2 separate regions of the Homo sapiens genome follow, and region 2 is linked to region 1. A link is a contact called in ENCODE Hi-C or POLR2A ChIA-PET data. All regions are on one chromosome and are shown on one strand. Each heading gives the region's core, a stretch centred on a gene start or an enhancer-like site at or near the end of the contact. The rest is flanking DNA. Distances are from core to core; before and after follow the strand shown.

What was found. A loop is a pair of places that touch in the nucleus more often than their neighbours do. ChIA-PET counts read pairs that join two places held with the same protein, here RNA polymerase II (POLR2A). Pooled maps may share reads with other maps.
Region 2: a loop to region 1 is called in a pooled map, with 2.5 times the contacts of the local background. The contact joins two enhancer-like sites. A Hi-C loop is called at or near these places in 1 of 50 pooled maps. POLR2A ChIA-PET finds 5 or more read pairs at or near these places in 3 of 52 experiments (PC-3, activated CD4-positive, alpha-beta T cell and activated T-cell).

What each region holds. Positions count from the first base shown.
Region 1 is chr3:37,510,255-37,514,950 of GRCh38, reverse strand. ITGA9 (integrin subunit alpha 9) reads right to left here. Exons shown (of 28, transcript NM_002207.3): 9 at 1,051-1,188. Among named protein-coding and RNA genes, the nearest start is that of ITGA9, 60 kb to the right of the region's middle. Within about 2 kb of position 3,412, at least 6 of the 41 ENCODE cell types and tissues checked have a DNase peak (open chromatin) inside an H3K27ac peak, as active enhancers do.
Region 2 is chr3:37,660,644-37,665,100 of GRCh38, reverse strand. All of the region lies in intron 17 of ITGA9 (integrin subunit alpha 9), which reads right to left. Among named protein-coding and RNA genes, the nearest start is that of ITGA9-AS1, 200 kb to the left of the region's middle. Within about 2 kb of position 2,973, at least 4 of the 41 ENCODE cell types and tissues checked have a DNase peak (open chromatin) inside an H3K27ac peak, as active enhancers do.

The DNA of each region.
Region 1 (4,696 bases), core at 2,163-4,662:
ATTAGCTACAGAGGGCCAGAGGCATCTTTCTGTCCATGTCACGTCCCTTTCATGGTTCTGCAGAATAGGGGACACCAAGATTATTGGCCAGGCGTGGTGGCTCACGTCTGTAATCCTAGGGAGGCCAAGTAGGGCAGATCACTTGAAATCAGGAGTTTGAGACCAGCCTGGCCAACATGGTGAAACCCCATCTCTACTAAAAACACACAAAAAATTAGCCGGGTGTGGTGGCAAGTGCCTGTAATCCCAGTTACTGGGGAGGCTGAGGCAGGAGAAGAGTTTGAACCCAGGAGGCAGAGGTTGCAGTGAGCCAAGACTGCGTCACTGCACTCCAGCCTGGGTGATGGAGTGATACTTTGCCTCAAAACAAACAAACGAACAAAAAGATTATGGTTCCCATGCAGTCCCCTGCCCCCCCATGCTGAAATGAGTGGTGATGCCACCTCACACCCCAACCCACTTGCCCAGCTCTGCACTGGGAGCTCTGCTCCAGCCCACCCTGCCTGTCTGCTAACTCCTACTCCTTCTTCAAGATTCCCCAGCCATTGTGTCCTCCTCTGCTTCCCTGGGAAAATGTGCATATGCTCCCAGAGAGGTGGCATAACCTTGAGACAAAGCATGCCAGCTCTAAAGCCAGCTTGCCTAGGTTCAAATCCCAGCCCCACTTCTTAGCTGTGTGGTTTGGGACACATTACCTAACCTCTCTGGGCCTCAGTTTTTCCACCTGAAAAATGGGCACCCTTGATACCATGTGTATATTGCATAGAAATCTCTCGCAGAAAGCAGGAAGAAGAGTCCCTGGTACATAGTAAGCACTCAAAAGACAATTATTAAGATTCTTCCTTGGCCCCTGGGTGTCTGCAGTTGTAACATTGTATATAACTTTCCATTAATGGGCCATTGAGCTTATTCAAGACAGATATCACATATTTTCATCTCCTCTGGGTAACATTGCCCCCAGTGCCGGCCCAGAGGGGTGCTCGGCCACTGCTGGCTGGACAAATGTCCCTCCCCCACACCCATCCGCACATTGCCCAGTATTGTACTCACATTTCCTCTGTTGATGTAGACAGTGACCTGTCCCTCATCCCTGATCTCAGAAAACATGGGGGCCCCCACCAGCAGGTCAGAGAGGCCGTCCCCATTCAGGTCAACTGCGCACAAGGAGGAGCCGAAGTAAGAGCCCATCTGCAACCAAGTTGAGTTGCAACAAAGCATTCAGTGTCTGCTCTCACACAAGGATGCCCTCGCTTTCCTCCACCCCATTGGCTTTAGAAACATCCCTCAGAGGAATTGAACAATGAGAACACATGGACACAGGAAGGGGAACATCACACACCAGGGCCTGCTGTGGGGTTGGGGGAGGGGGGAGGGATAACATTAGGAGATATACCTAATGTTAAATGACGAGTTAATGGGTACAGCACATCAATATGGCACATGTATACATATGTAACAAACCTGCACGTTGTGCACATGTACCCTAAAACTTAATGTATACTAAAAAATAAAAACATAAAAAAAAAGAAACATCCCTCAGAGGCTGGATGGCTATGCTGCCCCCTAAACCAGAATGCCTAGCAAAGAGTGAAATACCCAACTTCCAGCAGCAAGGCAGGGCCCCAGTCAATGTGAGACAAAGCTAACTGGCCCAAAGTCCCCCATTCCTGGAGTCCTATCAAGGGGAAGATAAATAGATTGATGCCCACAGAATGAGGTGCTGTTTTTAAAAATGCAAGCTGAGGACACAAAGTTATGTTACAACCATAATAAAAATGCTCCTTATATCAGACATTTGACAAGGCCAAGCAAGTAGGAATATGAAATCTCACAACACAAGAAAGGCATGAAAATAAATGTTACATGGGGAAATAGGTTATTCTCTCCTGGTCCTATGCACAGGTGAAAGATTGGTTAGGAAGGCATGAGCTGAAGTGACAGAAAAAGGTACAACTTTTAAGACTGTTTAACTGATGAGGGAACAGAGCAAGATAATATTGACTTTTAATTATAGCTTAATTAGGGGTCTCAAACCCAAATACCAACAGGATCCAGGCAGGTGATATAACAGGCATAAGAAAAAAAATTAATGTGGCAAGTGACACTTGTCTTCCTTGTCTACATAACAATAGGGAGTGGTGGAGACTGTGGCAAACTGGAGCCCACAAGCCTGGCTAAAGGAGCAGCTTCAACCCAGCTGCAGCTAACTGCCACCAAGAGGAATGCTGACCCAGAGAGGAGCAACCTTTCCATTTTCCAAAAGAAGCCAAAAATTTAAAACTTTATTTAAAGTGCCAGTGTTTTAAATGCTCGCAACTTCTTCGTGTGTAAAAACAATAAACAAATACTGTGCAAGCCAAACAAAAGTATTTGTAGGCTGTATTCTTTCCAAAGGCTGTCAGTTTGCAACCTCTACTTTAAAAAAAAATAAAAGAAGAAGGCCGGGCATGGTGACTCACGCCTGTACTCCCAGCACTTTGGGAGGCGGGTGGATCACAAGGCCAGGAGTTCGAGACCAGCCTGGCCAACATGGTGAAACCCCATCTCTACTAAAAATACAAAAATTAGCCAGGCGTGGTGGCAGGCACCTGTAATCCCAGCTACAAGGGAGGCTGAGGCAGGAGAATCGCTTGAACCTGGGAGGTGGAGGTTGCAGTGAGCCAAGATCATGCCACTGCACTCTAGCCTGGGCAACAGAGCAAGACTCTGTCAAGAAAGAAAAGAAAGAAGAAAGAAAGAAAGAAAAGAAAAGAAAAGAAAAGAAAAGAAAAGAAAAGAAAAGAAAAGAAAAGAAAAGAAAAGAAAAGAAAAGAAAAGAAAAGAAAAGAAAGAAGGAAGGAAGGAAGGAAGGAAGGAAGGAAGGAAGGAAGGAAGGAAAGAAAGAAAGAAAGAAAGAAAGAAAGAAAGAAAGAAAGAAAGAAAGAAAAGAAAAGAAAAGAAAAGAAAAGAAAAGAAAAGAAAAGAAAAGAAAAGAAAAGAAAAGAAAGAGAAAAAGCATTATTCTTTTAAAATAAATGTTTTCTAATAAAAGGCCCCTGGGTTGATGGACATGAACAAGCCTTTTCTTTTACTGTTGGAGTTTGTTGGCAGCTGACCCAGGGAGTTTGAGGGAGAGAGGTAGAGGACACTCCAATCTATTTCCTGCAGCTAACAGGGTCACAGGAGGGCTTTGTAGTGGCCGCTCAGAAATCCTTCCCCAGTGATATGCCAAGGCCATCTTCCTCCCCTCTGATTACCCATTCTCAAAGGAGAACGGAGCAGGAAAGGGTTGAAATCACAGAGGGTGAGGAGGAAAGAAACCGAGTTGCCAGTCACTATTTCAGTGGCCTTGCCAATCTCCCCATCTGAGCTTTGGTAAAAGAAATCAGTAAGACACAGGCAAAGACCCAAAGAGCCAAGCTGCTGGCTGCGCTCACTGGCTGAGCCCCAGGGGAACTATTTGTTTCATTCCAAAGGACTATTTAACTTGGCATCTTCATCAATGTTAAATTAGAAATCTCTATATGTGAAGTTTCCTATCTCAGTTTTGAAATACAAATGCTTCACATACTCCGTTAATTCAATAAAACTTCAATATGGCAATGACATGCTTTGGGGTGTGTGTCCGATGATCAGAGCTCCCCATCAGCCTGGAAATGTGGAGATGTGTGTCTGTATTAACATCTGAACTGCACACATGTTGGTGATTTCTTAAGTGTACTATTTGGAGAAAGTCAACCAATAAAGACAAGAACCAGGTTTTTTTTGTTTGGTTTTGTTTTTTTAATCTTTTTGCTTTGTTTCTTCTTATAGGAAGCCAGGATACAGAACTATCTGACCAAATTCTAGCCAAACGGAAGCAGAAGTGAACCGGTGGTTTGCTGAGTTAGAACCCTCCTGTCTATGTGACTCTGGACATAGGGATAAATCTAAAGGCATCCTTTGAAAGCCTGGGGTCATGTCCTTTTGTAGGAGGTAATGGAGAAGTCAGAAAGACATGAATGTCTCATTTCTTCTGGCAAGAAGTAGAATAAGTTGTATAAAGAAAGGTCATGGCCTATTTCAAAAGCAGAACGATGATGACAGGGTAAATCTAGTTGGAGACACTAGTAGAAGGAAGTGAAGGCAAGAGGACTGTGAGTGAGTGGCAGAAAGAAGGGGTGCCTATGGAATGGTGCAAAGGTTAGGGCCAGAAGAGCCCTAAAGAAAAGAAAAAGTCAAATGGCTACGAAGCCAAGAAGTTGAATACCTGGGCCTTTCTGTCCCTTCTCAGGGAACCTGATGTATCTTGGTATGATAAGGACATCCAAGCAGACATTCAGGCCTGAACCTGTCCTGGAACTCAATGGCAGAAGTCTTCAGGAAGTTTAGACAAGTGGGTTCTCAAAGGTTAATCTCATCCTCCTTGCACCACCCACTCTCAGATCTACCCCCAAAAACCTGATCAACTTGAGCATAGGTTCTCATCCAAACCAAGAGGTTTTCAAGGAGGAGAGAGGGCACAATTACAGATTGTTAATTACTCGAAGGCAATAGGAATTAACCGGACCTCCCCAGGGCACAGACAGTAAGGAGTAGGGCAGGGAAGGAAAAGCAGTTTGGGGGGGCACAGCTACAACTGAACATAAAGATACTCAGAAACTCCACAATTCATTTTAAATAATCCTTGGCCAGGTGCGGTGGCTCATGCCTATCATCCCGCACTCTGGGAGGCCAA
Region 2 (4,457 bases), core at 1,724-4,223, 150 kb before region 1:
CTCGGGAGGCTGAGGCAGGAGAATCGCTTGAACCCAGGCGGAGAAGGTTGCAGCGAGCTGAGATCACACCACTCTACTCCAGCCTGGGTGACAAGAGCAAAACTCCATCTAAAAAAAAAAAAAAAAAAAGCCAGCTACTCCAAATCAACAAACTTCTGCATTTTTTCTTCAGAGCTGGTGCAGACAATGAAGGGGAAAAAAATTACACGGCTAATGTTCTGACAACATTTTCCAGGTTTCTGATGAGTTCCTATTCACCTTCCCTCATATAATAACAATAATAGTGATGATATTACATTTTAGGAAACTGCTGGCATGCCAGCCGTAAGCTCACCATTGAATCTGAGGCTCTCCAAGGAGAGAAAATGCAACCTACATAGATAAAGAATGTGCTGACTCGGCCAGGCGCGGTGGTTCATGCCTGTAATCCCAACATTTTGGGAGGCCAAGATGGGAAGCTCGAGACCAGCCTGACCAACATGGAGAAACCCTGTCTTTACTAAAAATAGAAAATTAGCCAGGCATGGTGGTGCATGCCTGTAACACCAGCTACTCGGGAGGCTGAGGCAGGAGAATCGCTTGAGCCCGGGAGGTGGAGGTTATGGTGAGCTGAGATTGTGCCATTGCCAGCCTGGGCAACAAGAGCGAAACTCCGTCTAAAAAAAAAAAAAAAAAAAAAAGAATGTGCTGACTCAATGCAAGGACTGCCACTGACCCAGCAGGACAGATTGCTTGTGTCTCCAGGAGGAAAAGCTATTGAACAAGGCCTCCAGGTCAGACAGCACATGGGGAGAATGGAGGGGAGGGATGGCAGCTATCTTTGCTGGTGGATTTTTTGCCCATCTACCTCCTCTCTGGATTGGGGCTTTCAAAGAGAGGAAGACTTTTTACCCAAGGTCTCTAGCCTTAGTACCTCTGGTCTAGAGCCAGCTGATAGCTGAACCCAGAGACAACAGAAGCCAATGTACAGGAGGAGAGCGCGATGTAGAATCAGACATTCCAAGCTTTAACTTTCCCATACAACATGAGCCTTGAGCAAGTAACCTGGCCTTCCTGAGCCTCTGCACCGCCTCAGTAAAAAGAGTATAAGAATATTTATTCTCAGTGTTGTTGAGGATTAAATGAAATAATAATGCTAGTTTTCACTACTGAGTGTTTCCTTATATGCTAAGCACTTTTAGAAGCACTTGGATATGTATTAATTAATTAATATGCAAAATAACCTTATAAGGTGCTGCTGTTATTTTCCCCATTTCACAGAGGAGAAAACAGGCAGAGATGTTAAGCAACTTGCTCAAGGTTATGCAGCTGGTAAGATACTTCAGTGCTTTTATGTATATGGAGTATTCAGTGGGGTATCTAGTGCTTGGTCAGTGCTCACTAAACAAGGGTGTCTTTCCCTTCATAAAACAGGACAAACTTCACTTCTGACCTAGGCTGTGCAGTTGATGATTCTAACCATTCTGCCACTTTTGAGAAGGAGAACAATTTGTTTCAAACTCTAAATAGCTCTCTGGGTTTGGGGATCCTCCTCTGGAAGACTGGTTTTCATGGATGGAGCTCTCATCCCTCAGCTAGCCAACAGTTTTGGGAAATGCACTTCGCCCCACCACCCAACCCCCATGGTAACAGCACTATCAAGGTTACAACCATAGGACAATTATATGTTGCCACCAGATGATTCTGGCTTTACAGATATCCTGCTGTGTCTTTCCATCTCCCTTAAAAGTCCTTATTTTATCGGAGTTGGCTAGCCAGACAGCAATGAAATGTTCCACTGATTTCTGATGGAATGCATCAAAAAAAGAATTTTTTTAAAGCTCACTTGCCATAGTCTTTTTCTTTATCATATGTGATGCTTTCTTAGGTACTGTGAGTATTCAAAAAGACAAAACATAGTTGCATCCTTTTACAAATGGAATTTTCAGTCCTGCTTAATAGAAACTTTTAAACAAGTTTCATCCCTGTTCCTGGACGTTTTGACAATGGCCTGTTTTGGAACTGGACTCAAGCCCATTAAAGATCATGAACTTCTAATTGAAGAGTTGATTGTTTTAAGAGATCACAGGCCTGCCAGAATTCATGCTCTCCAGAGAGGAAAATAAAAACATCCATGAATCCTGGTCACAGACAGCATTTCCTATGGCTTGATCTCTGGCCACTCTGGGTGACACAATCACTCCCAGATGTCCTTCCCTCTGTCTTAAGACAAAGGCTCCTCAGTCTGGTGGGTATTCAGAGGCCTCCAGCCACAACACCATGGACCAACTGTCTACACAGTCATCAGAGAAATCTTTCTCTGTGACCCCTTTGCTTCGACTTTTCGTACAGTGAGTAAGGTCACGGCTAACAGGAGAGCTAAGTTCTAAAGACATCACGGAAAGCAAAAATTGTGTCCAAGTTGCCCTTGTGAAGCCCTGGGAGGGGGGCACCATGGTGGAAATCAGCACAACATCTCTCATAAGTCCAACCCTGAAAAGGCTGCTCCTGCACTGAGATGAAGGGCAGCTGCCCCACAGACCTACCCAAGGCAGGGAAGCAGGAACTGTTATGGTTGGAGAGAGGAGCAAACTCAAAACTCAAGCTGGAACGTACTTTCACTGAGAGGAATAGAGGGTAAAATGACCTATACCATCTCAATGTTCTCCTCTCCCTTCCCCACCCTGGCTCCTGGAGTGTGCCCAGCTGCATTATTATTATTATTTTTTTGCCCCCGGTCACCCAGGCTGGAGTGCAGTGGTGCCATCTCAGCTCATTGCAACCTCTGCTTCCCAGGCTCAAGTGATCCTCCCACCTCAGCCTCCCGAGTAGCTGGGACTAGAGGCGCTTGCTGCCACGCCTGGCTAATTTTTGTATGTTTTTTTAGAGACGGAGTTTTGACATGTTGCCCAGGCTAGTCTCAAACTCCTGAGCTCAAGCAATCCATCTGCCTCAGCCGCCCAAAGTGCTGGGATTACAGGCACAGCCACTGCGCCTGGCCCCCTGGCTGTATTCTTGTTAGGTTAAAAGCACTTACACTACAACTTGGCTGTACTCCCACTGGCTTCAAGATGAAGTCCAGACTCATAAGTGTTCCACAATCTGGTTTCTCTCCCTTTCTCCTTCCCTGTCTCTCACTGTGTTCTCCTGACTGCCTCCTTCATTCCAGACACCTGCAGATCTTCATGGGAGTCCTGTTCTCCATACTTCTGCTCACATTTTCCCTCTGCTTGGAATGCGTGAGTCCTCATTCCTCTCAACACCACCTCTTGGAAGCTGCTCCAGAGCCCTGGAGTAACCCACCTAGCACTCACTGTGTGGTACCACTATCTCCCAGCCTCTTGCTCTGCTCACAGCAGGAGAGCAGGGCTCACATACTGCTCACTTCTGCAGCCCAGTGCCTAGCACTTGCCTGGCTTGAACAAGAAAGGAGGGCACATTCCATCCCAGACAAGAATGAATCAAGAGAGCTCAATGATAACCAAAGCAGTTTACCTCTGCTTGGAGCCACTATGCCTTTGCCAACCAAATTCAGACCCTGGTTTCCACTAGCACTTAACTGATTGTATCTTCCCTCACATTGTCCCTGGCTCTGAAGAGTGAACATCCAAAGGTCTGGATAAATCCCATATAACTGAACCACAGGTTTGTTATCTAAGTATCAATGAACATTTCTCTGATGGTTCCTGTGAGAACAGCTATGGGCCCAAAAGTACAACGAAGGTTTCTTTAATGGAGGATTCGGCCAAAAGGCTATTTTGAGAGGCCAGGGGTCCTCTGAGAAATAACCCAACCTAAGAGGCTGAGAGCTTCGGTCCAAAGGCATTGTTTCTGAGGTTCAGAAAATCTTCTCACCCAGTCTCCAGATCTCATGTCTGAATTCCAGAGAGACGGCATTGCAATAAAGACTGAAATAGCCCTGATAACAACAAGGCATCAGGATAAGAGACAGGGCTACCTTGCTGTTTATATAGTATAGTCAATTGCATTATGGGTCCCAAGTCTTCACCTCCTCCTTATACTCAGGCCCTTTGCTGTGTGGCTTTGTAATTCCTCTCACTAACTTCCTGTCCCTTGACTTTGGGTTTGGCCATGTGACTTGCTGTGGCCAATAGAATAAGGCTGGAGGAAAAGTGCACCAGTTCTGAGCCCAGGCCTTAAGAGTCATTGCACATTTCTGCATGCCTTCTTGTACCTCTGTTATGCTGTGAGAATATGCCCAGGCTTGTCCACTGGTTCCAAAGAAAAAATGAAAGACACAGGGAGTAGAGCTGAATGGTGTCACCCAAGCCTAGAACCTACCCTCTGCTGAACCCAGATGCATGGACAAATCAGCCAAGGTCCAGCTGAGTCCAGCCTGGGCCAGCTGACCTGAAAATCCATGGGAATCAGTGATTGCTGTTCATATCATCGAGTTTTGGGGTGACTTTTTTATTCAGCCTTTTTTGTGGCAATTGGTAGCTGATACATATGGGGGG